Linked DNA regions of Homo sapiens: region 1 is linked to region 2. Evidence: read pairs that join two places in POLR2A ChIA-PET (ENCODE). Cell type or tissue: IMR-90. All regions are shown on one strand. Links, peaks and the distances in the headings refer to the core of each region. The heading gives the core; the rest is flanking DNA.

Evidence for each region. ChIA-PET counts read pairs that join two places held together with the same protein. Peaks named below come from ENCODE experiments on the same cell type or tissue, not always from the same donor. Only the 100,000 strongest peaks of a DNase experiment are listed, where the experiment ranks them.
Region 1: POLR2A ChIA-PET joins it to region 2 with 5 read pairs; 2 of 35 experiments call an interaction of 5 or more read pairs at or near these places.

The regions. Positions count from the first base shown.
Region 1 is chr15:39,857,181-39,861,583 of GRCh38, reverse strand. The region is part of intron 1 of GPR176 (G protein-coupled receptor 176); the gene reads left to right. Among named protein-coding and RNA genes, the nearest start is that of GPR176, 61 kb to the left of the region's middle. In IMR-90, for the core only: no CTCF peak of the experiment used is centred there; no DNase peak of the experiment used is centred there; H3K27ac peaks cover 304 bases.
Region 2 is chr15:38,487,779-38,492,181 of GRCh38, reverse strand. It overlaps RASGRP1 (RAS guanyl releasing protein 1), which reads left to right. Exons shown (of 17, transcript NM_005739.4): 17 at 1,494-4,079. The coding sequence ends at 1,628. Among named protein-coding and RNA genes, the nearest start is that of FAM98B, 36 kb to the right of the region's middle. In IMR-90, for the core only: no CTCF peak of the experiment used is centred there; a DNase peak (open chromatin) is centred at 1,801; H3K27ac peaks cover 1,724 bases.

The DNA of each region.
Region 1 (4,403 bases), core at 228-4,227, 1.4 Mb before region 2:
CACATCAACACTAAAATATAGGATTTTTTTTTTTTTGAGATGGAGTCTCGCTCTGTCACCAGGCTGGAGTGCAGTGGCATGATCTTGGCGCACTGCAACCTCTGCCTCCTGGGTTCAAGTGATTCTCCTGCTTCAGCCTCCGGGTAGCTGGGACTACAGGTGCATACCGCTATGCCCAGCTAATTTTTGTATTTTTAGTGGAGACAGGGTTTCACCATGTTGATCAGGGTGGTCTCGATCTCTTGACTTTGTGATCTGCCAGCCTCGGCCTCCCAAAGTGCTGGGATTACAGGTGTGAGCCACCATGCCCGGGCTAAACTATAGTTTTATAATTAAATTATTTCAGACACTCTGCATATTATAAGTAAAGTAGTTCCTAAAAAGATCTGCCATGTTTACGTTATGTCATGGTTGATAAACTTTGCTAGCTGTCATATTGTGTGGCTTTTTTCTCTTAGATAAGTAGGGTGTTTGGAGGCTTTCCATCTAGAGTTTGTTAACTCTAGATTGTTTAGTCAATCAGCTTGGTGAGACATTGGACTCTTAGGATATTTCAGGGATTTATAGTTGGTATGAACAGAGGGCTTGCAGTCAGTACTATCTCAGAACCTCCATTAGTAGTGTTTCTCTTCTTCAGAGTAATTGATGCTAATTCTTTTAGGCTTTCCACCTGGTACCACCTTCCCAAATGGAGCCAGTGAGTGGGCATTCCAAGGCGCCCAGCACCATATTAATTGAGAATGGAACTTACGTTTCATTTTCAGGTAGGTATCAGTATCGGGAAAGTTGTAAAAACCAGAATGTAAGTACTCACAGAAGAGCAAAGTCAATCAGGCTCTTCATGACTCGGAGTAGCGTCAGCCTAAAATCCTCATCGGCAAGCAGGTCTAAGTTAGCTTCTCCTATCCATACTAGGGTAAGCCTGTGTTATGAGCCTTCAGGTCTCTTTTATTTCCCTGATTTAGCCAATCATGGGATGTATAGTCGATGACTTAAAAATGATTATAAACTAAGGCATTTTCTCAACAGACACTCTAAAATTACAGCTAACAGAGGGAGTAGAAGCTGGAGGAAAAAACACATGATTGGGAATATTTGCCATTGACACTGTGTATGATGCAAGAAGGCCATTGAACTCCCCTAGAAACTGAAAGCAGTCAGCCTTGCTTCTGTTCTCCTTTGCAGGAGACATGGAGAATGCACAAAGGGTATGCACTTCCAGTGCCCTGGGCAGGGGAGGAATGTGCTTTTTCCCAGCATCGATGATGCTAGAGAAGCTGTTTCTTGGCTAAGGATAGCCTGAAGCTCATCAGCCTGAACCCCGGCCTTTACCAGGACTTGAAACATTTATTTAAAAATCCTCTGTCTACATTCTTTGCATTGCCCATCCTCTCATCCACTAATGAAAAGCATGTATTCACACCATTGTTAATTCATTCATATGGATAGACTTTTTTTATTACTCTAGTATTGTTTTCAGTAGATTATCACCTTGAAATCTGAGGGCCAAGGAATTAATACAAGTGGCCTATATGTTGAGTTTGAATAATTTCTGTAATTTGAAGAAGTAACAATGGCTTTTTTTTTTTTGATTTAAGCCTTTTTTATTGTGGCAAAAAAAACACATGCCACATATTTACCATCTTAACCATTTTTAAGTATGTAGTTCAGTAGTGTTAATTATATGCACATTGTTGTACAGCCAGTCTCCATAACTCTTCATCTTGCAAAACTGAAACTCTACACCCATTAAACAACTCCCCTTTTCTCCCTCACCCCAGCCGCCGTTAACCACCCATCTACTTTCTGTCTCTACGAATTTGACTACTTTAGGTACCTCATATAAGTGGGATCATACAGTATTTGCCTTTGTGTGACTGGCCGATTTTACTTGGTATAATATCTTCAAGGTTGATCCATGTTGTGGGATTGCTAGATCATATGGTAGCTCTACTTTTAATTTTTTGAGAAATCTTCATACTGTTTTCCATAGCAGCTTGCACCATTTTACATTCCCACCAACAGTGCACAAAGGTTCCAATTTCTCTGCATCCTTGCCAATACTTTATTTTTGTTTTGTTTTTTTTTTTTTCACAGTGGCCATCCTAATGGACATGAGGTGATAGCTCATTATGGTTTTAATTTGCAATTCTCTGATGATTAGTGGTGTTGGACATCTTTTTATGTGCTTGTTAGCCATTTGTATATCCTCTTTGGAGAAATGTCTACACAAGTCCTTTTCCTTTTTTTAATCAGGTTATTTTTGTTGTTGTGTTGTTAGGAATTTTTTATATATTCTGGATATACATATAACATATATACATACATGTTACTTTTTCCTCAGATATACCTTTTTTCAGTGTTCATTCCTATATTACGATTCTATTCTTTCTTAAACATCTTTGATCATTTTAAATATACTCATTTTATAATCTTTTAAAGATTTTTCTATCCTAGTTTTTGGGTGCCAGTTTTCACATTTCTTGTGTCTGCTGATTCTCATGATGATTTGTTTTCTCACAAAATTTGTATTTTGTGGCCAGGTGTGGTGGCTAACACCTGTAATCCCAGTGTTTTGGGAGGCCCAGGTGGGTGGACCACCTGAGGTCAGGAATTCAAGATCAGCCTGGCCAACATGGTGAAACCCTGTCTCTACTAAAAATATAAAAATTAGCTGGTCATGGTGGCATGTACCTGTAATCCCAGCTACTCAGGAGTCTGAGGCAGGAGAGTCTCTTGAACCTGAGAGGTGGAGGCTGCAGTGAGCCAAGATCATACCACTGCACTCCAGCCTGGGCAACAGGGTGACACTCCATCTCAAAAAAAAGAAAAAAAAAGAATTTGTATTTTGTTTTTAATTGTGAGTTATTATCCTTTTTTTCTCACTCTGTCACCTGAGCTGGAGTACAATGGTGTGATCACTGCTCACTGCAGCCTTGACTTCCTGGGCCCCAGTGATCCTCCCTCTTCAGCTTCCCAAGTAGCTGGGACTACATGTGTGCACCACCACACCCAGCTGATTTTTTGATTTGTAAAAACAAAGTCTCATCATGTTGCCCAGGCTGGTCTCAAATTCCTGGCCTCAAGTGATTCTCCCTCCTTGGCCTCCCAAAGTGCTGAAATTACAGGCATGAGCTGCTCTGCCCAGCCCTTCAATGGTATTTTTTTTTTCTGTAGGAATTCAGTGCATTCTGAGTTGCAATCTTTCATAGAACAGTTTTGTATTCATTTCTGCCAAAGCCTCAGGGATTCCACAAATTCAGGACTAAATTTTATATTTCTTGATTTGGGATTCCCATATTATGCTTGGTGCAATATTGGATTTTATTTCTAACAGAATTTCTCTTCCTACCCAGACCTTCTGTCTTCTTGCTTGCTTTTTTTCTGCCAGTAAGCACCGTTTTTCTAGTTCCCTTTTCAGACTGGTCAACCTTGCTTGGGTCATAGCTTCATCCAGGTGTCTCATTTCCAGCTCCCAGATTTCCTCTTCCTCCACATAAGCATGAAAACCCTGGCCCCCAGGTCTTATGGCCTGTGTAGAGCTGGAGATTTCAGTACTGGCTTAGAGTTTCCTTTTTTTTCTTTTTTCTTTCTTTCTTTTTTTTTTTTTTTGGAGAAGGAGTCTCACACTCTTGCCCAGGCTGGAGTGCAGTGGCGCCATCTCGGCTCACTGCAAGCTCCACCTCCCAGGTTCACGCCATTCTCCTGCCTCAGCCTCCTGAGTAGCTGGGACTACAGGTGCCCGCCACCATGCCCGGCTAATTTTTTTTTGTATTTTTAGTAGAGACGGGGTTTCACCATGTTAGGCAGGATGGTCTTGATCTCCTGACCTTGTGATCCGCCCGCCTTGGCCTTCCAAAGTGCTGGGATTACAGGCACAAGCCACCGCGCCCTGCCCTTTTTTTTTCTTTTTTGAGACAATGTCTTGCCTTGTCACCCAGGCTTGTGTGCAGTGGTGCAATCACGGCTCACTGCAGCCTGGACCTCCCTGGCTCAAGTGATCCTCCCACCTCATCTTTCCGAGTAGCTGGGACTACAGACATGCACCACCACACCCCACTAATTTATGTATTTTTTATAGAGATGGGGTTTTGCTGTATTGCCCAGGCTGGTCTCTAACTTCTGGGCTCAAGCAGTCCTCAACCTCCCAAAGTGCTGGGATTGCAGGCATGAGCCACTGTGCCCAGCCGTATTTCCTTTTTAAGGCTTTCACTTTTGTTTTCTTTCAGGCTCAGTGATTCAGTATTATTATTTTTTATTGTGTCATTTGTGTATGTTTGTATTTGGGGCAGGGGGAAGTAAGGGTTGGGTTAATGAGTTTGCCCTGCTGCCAGAACAGGAAGCCAACCTAAATTCCCTCTCTGAACATTCATGGACTTTGACATTCATCAAGATTTTGTCCA
Region 2 (4,403 bases), core at 256-4,255:
CGTGGGTTAGACAAACCCCTTCCTCTTTAGGGATAGAAACTGCCAAATGCAACTTCTAAAAATGATGAAAGAAACCTCGAAAAATGAACTCGGTAGAATAGAAAGAACTTTGGTCTTGGAGGCAAAGATTTGTGTTTTCAGTCCCAGACATTTCTTACACCAGCTGTTAAACTCTACAGCCTATTTGGTCCTTGTGAAATACAGGGCTGGGATTCCATGTTCTGAAAGGTTTGCCTCAAATCTTGACATTTTACATGCCGATGAAAAGGAAAAATGTGGTTGGCAACAATGCTTTAAGAAGTGGCTCGCAGAAAGATTAGAATTCCTACTCAGCAACATCAGAGCCAGTAAACCCTCTCACCATTTTGACCACCGCCTCTCTTTACTTTTTAGGCTTGTCAGATAGACCTAAGGTCCAGAATTCACTGTGTGTATTTTAGAGGAACAATTATGTGTCCCACTTTCCCATTAAGTATAATCCTTACAATGACTAGTCTATGTGTAATTCAACAGTCCTATCCATAATAACTAGTCAAATTAAATCAGTATTTACAATATATAACGTATATTAATAAGAATAAATATTATGTATTATTTTAAGTATAATGTACCACTGAACCAGCATGGGACAAAAGAATAAGCAAATAAAAGCTTTTATGTTTAGATATACCAAGGCTCAACTCTGCAGTTTTATACTATACGGCAACATTTGCCTTTATAAGATTGAGGTATACAACCTATTTTCAGGGTGTTTGTGTAGGTTAAGGCAGTCCATTATGTCACACAGCGCAGGCACATAGCAAGTGCTCACTATTATATGGCAGCTGAGACAGCTATGTAGATAATTCAGATTGAGAAACAACCCAGTGTATCCCAAATTACCCAGACACTGTCTATATATAATATTCTCTTGGAGTAATCAGTATAGGATAACATAAGAACACTGGACTCAAAATCAGAAGACTGGAAATCAACTGTTGGCTCTATAATGATACCACTACAAATTAGACCACTAAATCTCAACTTAGGGGTGGGGTGAAATTCTTAACATCATCAAAAAGTTAAATTTGTTTTCAATAATTTGTGGGGGGGAAACTTAGATAAAATTAACTAACACCTTGCATTACAGAATTCTCAGTCATGCTTTCATGGCTCAGACCTGACCAGAGACTGTTTCTGCCAAGTTGAGATCTCCCGCGAGAAAACATCCAAAAGTTTTGTCATTATCTACCTATTGCTCGGAAATGGTTTATTCTGCCTGCTAACCACTCACAAACTTTGATATGATAACAAAGACTAACTGCTGCTTACAAATGCTCGTTTGATATTTAACTTGCTATTTTCTATTCAGGGCAAAATAACTATCTTGAAAATGGTTGTTAATTCTCAGCCACAGTGAATAGGAAATGCCAATCAAAAGTAGCTCTCAATTTGTAATTCATTTGCTATTCATTGCTGCTTTATTAACATACCTCATTCTCCTTTCCCTTTAGGAAATAAATACTCTGAAAGCAGATAATGATGCCCTAAAGATCCAACTGAAATATGCACAGAAGAAAATAGAATCCCTCCAGCTTGAAAAAAGCAATCATGTCTTAGCTCAAATGGAGCAGGGTGACTGTTCTTAGCCCAGAAACTAAGTAGCACAATCTGTAGATGAGTATAGTGATCTCATTTCCTAAACTGTAATGCACAGACCTGAGGAACTTTACACTGACCAGCTTTAAAACAGTACTTTAAAAGGAAAAGCCTGTTACTGTTTATTTACCTAAAAGATTCCTAATGTGCAGCACTGTTTTCTCTTTCAGTTAGTTGACTCAAAGGGGGAAAACTAAAGAATGCAAAACTTTTGCTATTCATACCACTGATGTTCATCAAAAGTATGCGATCTAAAACATGACTATCATTTCCTGACAATGGGGCATCTCGGTGGCCTGCCTGGCTGATTCTTCCTTAAAACTAAAATCTCTGGAAAATGGATTTGCTTCTTACCCTGTGTTTTCTGCAAACTGACTTACTTTGTTCCAGCCAAAGCTTGCTAATAATAGAAAACTACCCATATTCCAAAAGTAGATTTCCTCTGTATCCCAGCATACTTTGTGAACCTGGCTCCTTCTTCACTACCTCAGATCTAATCAATTAGTCCATGTACCCTCCTTCCTCACTACAGTCATAACACATGAGCATATCTACCTAGAAGCCAATTTCTACTGATGTAGCCACAACTTTTTAGAGGCCTATTAAACATGACGTTATCCAATTGCAGGTCAACTTATAGTTGTAGCCTTACAACTTACAGGCATCAGAAAATAAGTAATCAAATTAGGTACCTGGAAACATAGCTATTACCATCTCATATTACTGTCTAATTAAAATAAACATAACGCAAACATGTTTGTCCTTATATATTCTACAGTGGATAGAATTAGGAATTGATGGCTTAAAAAAAAAAGTCTATGAAGAGTCTGTTTAACTCTTCATGTTCCATCTTTCTCTTCTGAAGTAAACTATTTTGAAAGTTCTCTTTTTGAAATGAATTTGTGCTTAACTGTCTTCACTATTAATACTATTTAGAAATAAGCTAATTGGATCAGTGGCTTAAATAATAGCTGACTGTGTGTACATATGTATATAATATGTATATACAATATCAGGCATGCATGTGGCTTGGAATTTTGTTTCCTCCATAAAATGTGGAAGTGAATTAAACAAGTTTTAGTCATTTATACAAAGTCACAAATATAAAGTTCAGTTTGTCACAAGATTAAATTGCTCACAAGGTAAAATTGTATTGTTTGGCAAAATCACAAGTAACAATCCTGTGAGTTTTCTATTATGAAGGTTAATAATAAATGGGCTCATTTAGTTGCCTGGGCACCTATTCACAAATTCATTTGTCAGCCTCTTTTTAGTTCTCTTAAAAAAAAAAAAATCATATGATCATTTTCCTTTTTGGGGGTACTTAGCTTCCATGCCTATAAAGTCTGGTACCAGACTGACTTGAAATTCATAAACAAGTTGTCCAATTGCCAAGAATATGTTAACAATTAAAAGTTCCAAACTAAAGCCAATAGCACCAAGTCTTCATAAGAATACAAAGTATACATACAGTATTGCTTACCTGGAGGATTCAGATCATTTAGGAATTCTCTTTGATGAAAGATCAGTTCCCATTTGAGTTCCTCCTTGCACTGAGTTTTAGTGATATAGAACTAGCTTGTAGTTAGTGTTTCATTACATTATAAAGAATAGTTTTACACACGTATTTACCGTTTTCCAAATTTAAACTCAGAAATACCCAAAGCAGGCCTGCTTAAGCCCACTACCTGGCATATAAACTTATAGTAACACTTTGTTACTTTCTTTTTAATAGGACAAGCATGAGTTAGGACAAACTCTAAAAATTCATATTCTTCACTATTCTTGTTTTCCTTTGATTGATATAGACCAAAGATGGTGTACTCTAATTTTTTAAAACAGTAATGGAACACAATTTTTTTCATTCTTCCTCCTCTCCATTCGAAGTAAAGATCCCCAGTTAGTTTTTATATAAATAATCTATAGGGATTCAAAAGGTGTCACAGTCCACTTAATTAGTCAAATTAGCAATGGCTAAACAGTATCAAGTACTGCAGAATTTATCACTGAAATGGATAAGAGGAAATAGTTTAGTCACAGGTTTTTACAGTCCAGCAAGGGCCAAAGAGGTATAGTATACAAGTTAATAGTATTTGTGTTGAGCAACATGGGGCTAGTGGGATCACAGAAATCTGGAAAAAAAAAAAAAAGGCTTTGGCTTATCAAGCCTAGTGTAAATTTCTGCATCTCACACGACTTTAGTTTGGCCAGGTATTTATCTGCCAAAACAAGGACAAATCTTGTTGTATTAACAGCAGGGTCACTTCTCATTTTCTTTGCTGACTTACCTTTTTACTGACCGTTGTGAATTTCTGTCTCAAAATGTATAATATAGAAATGCAAGAAAAAAACAAATGTACAGATTGTAAAGTTTTTTGATACCTAATGTAAGTTTTCTTTGTGTAATATTTATATGATAAAAGACATTAGGATCCCTACAACACAAATGTCTTGTGTTTCTTCTGCTTCGTGACCCCGTAAACACTTTACCTGAATTTTTCCTATATTCCACAGCTAAGACCACTGCCCTATTCTATTAATCAAATTGAGTTTTCCTGGAAGGAAAGGCAAAGCAGCTATTCAGTTTAAAATTTTCTACATCTTTTTACAACACGAAGAAGTAACACTACAGAAATATTCAATCTCTTTCCATCTTATTCATAACTTACAGTGGTCCCCAAATATTAAGTCTATAAATACTTAACATTAAAGGAGACAGACTTGAGGTTGTCCCTTCTCTGTGGCTTTTAATTCCACAGTTTCAT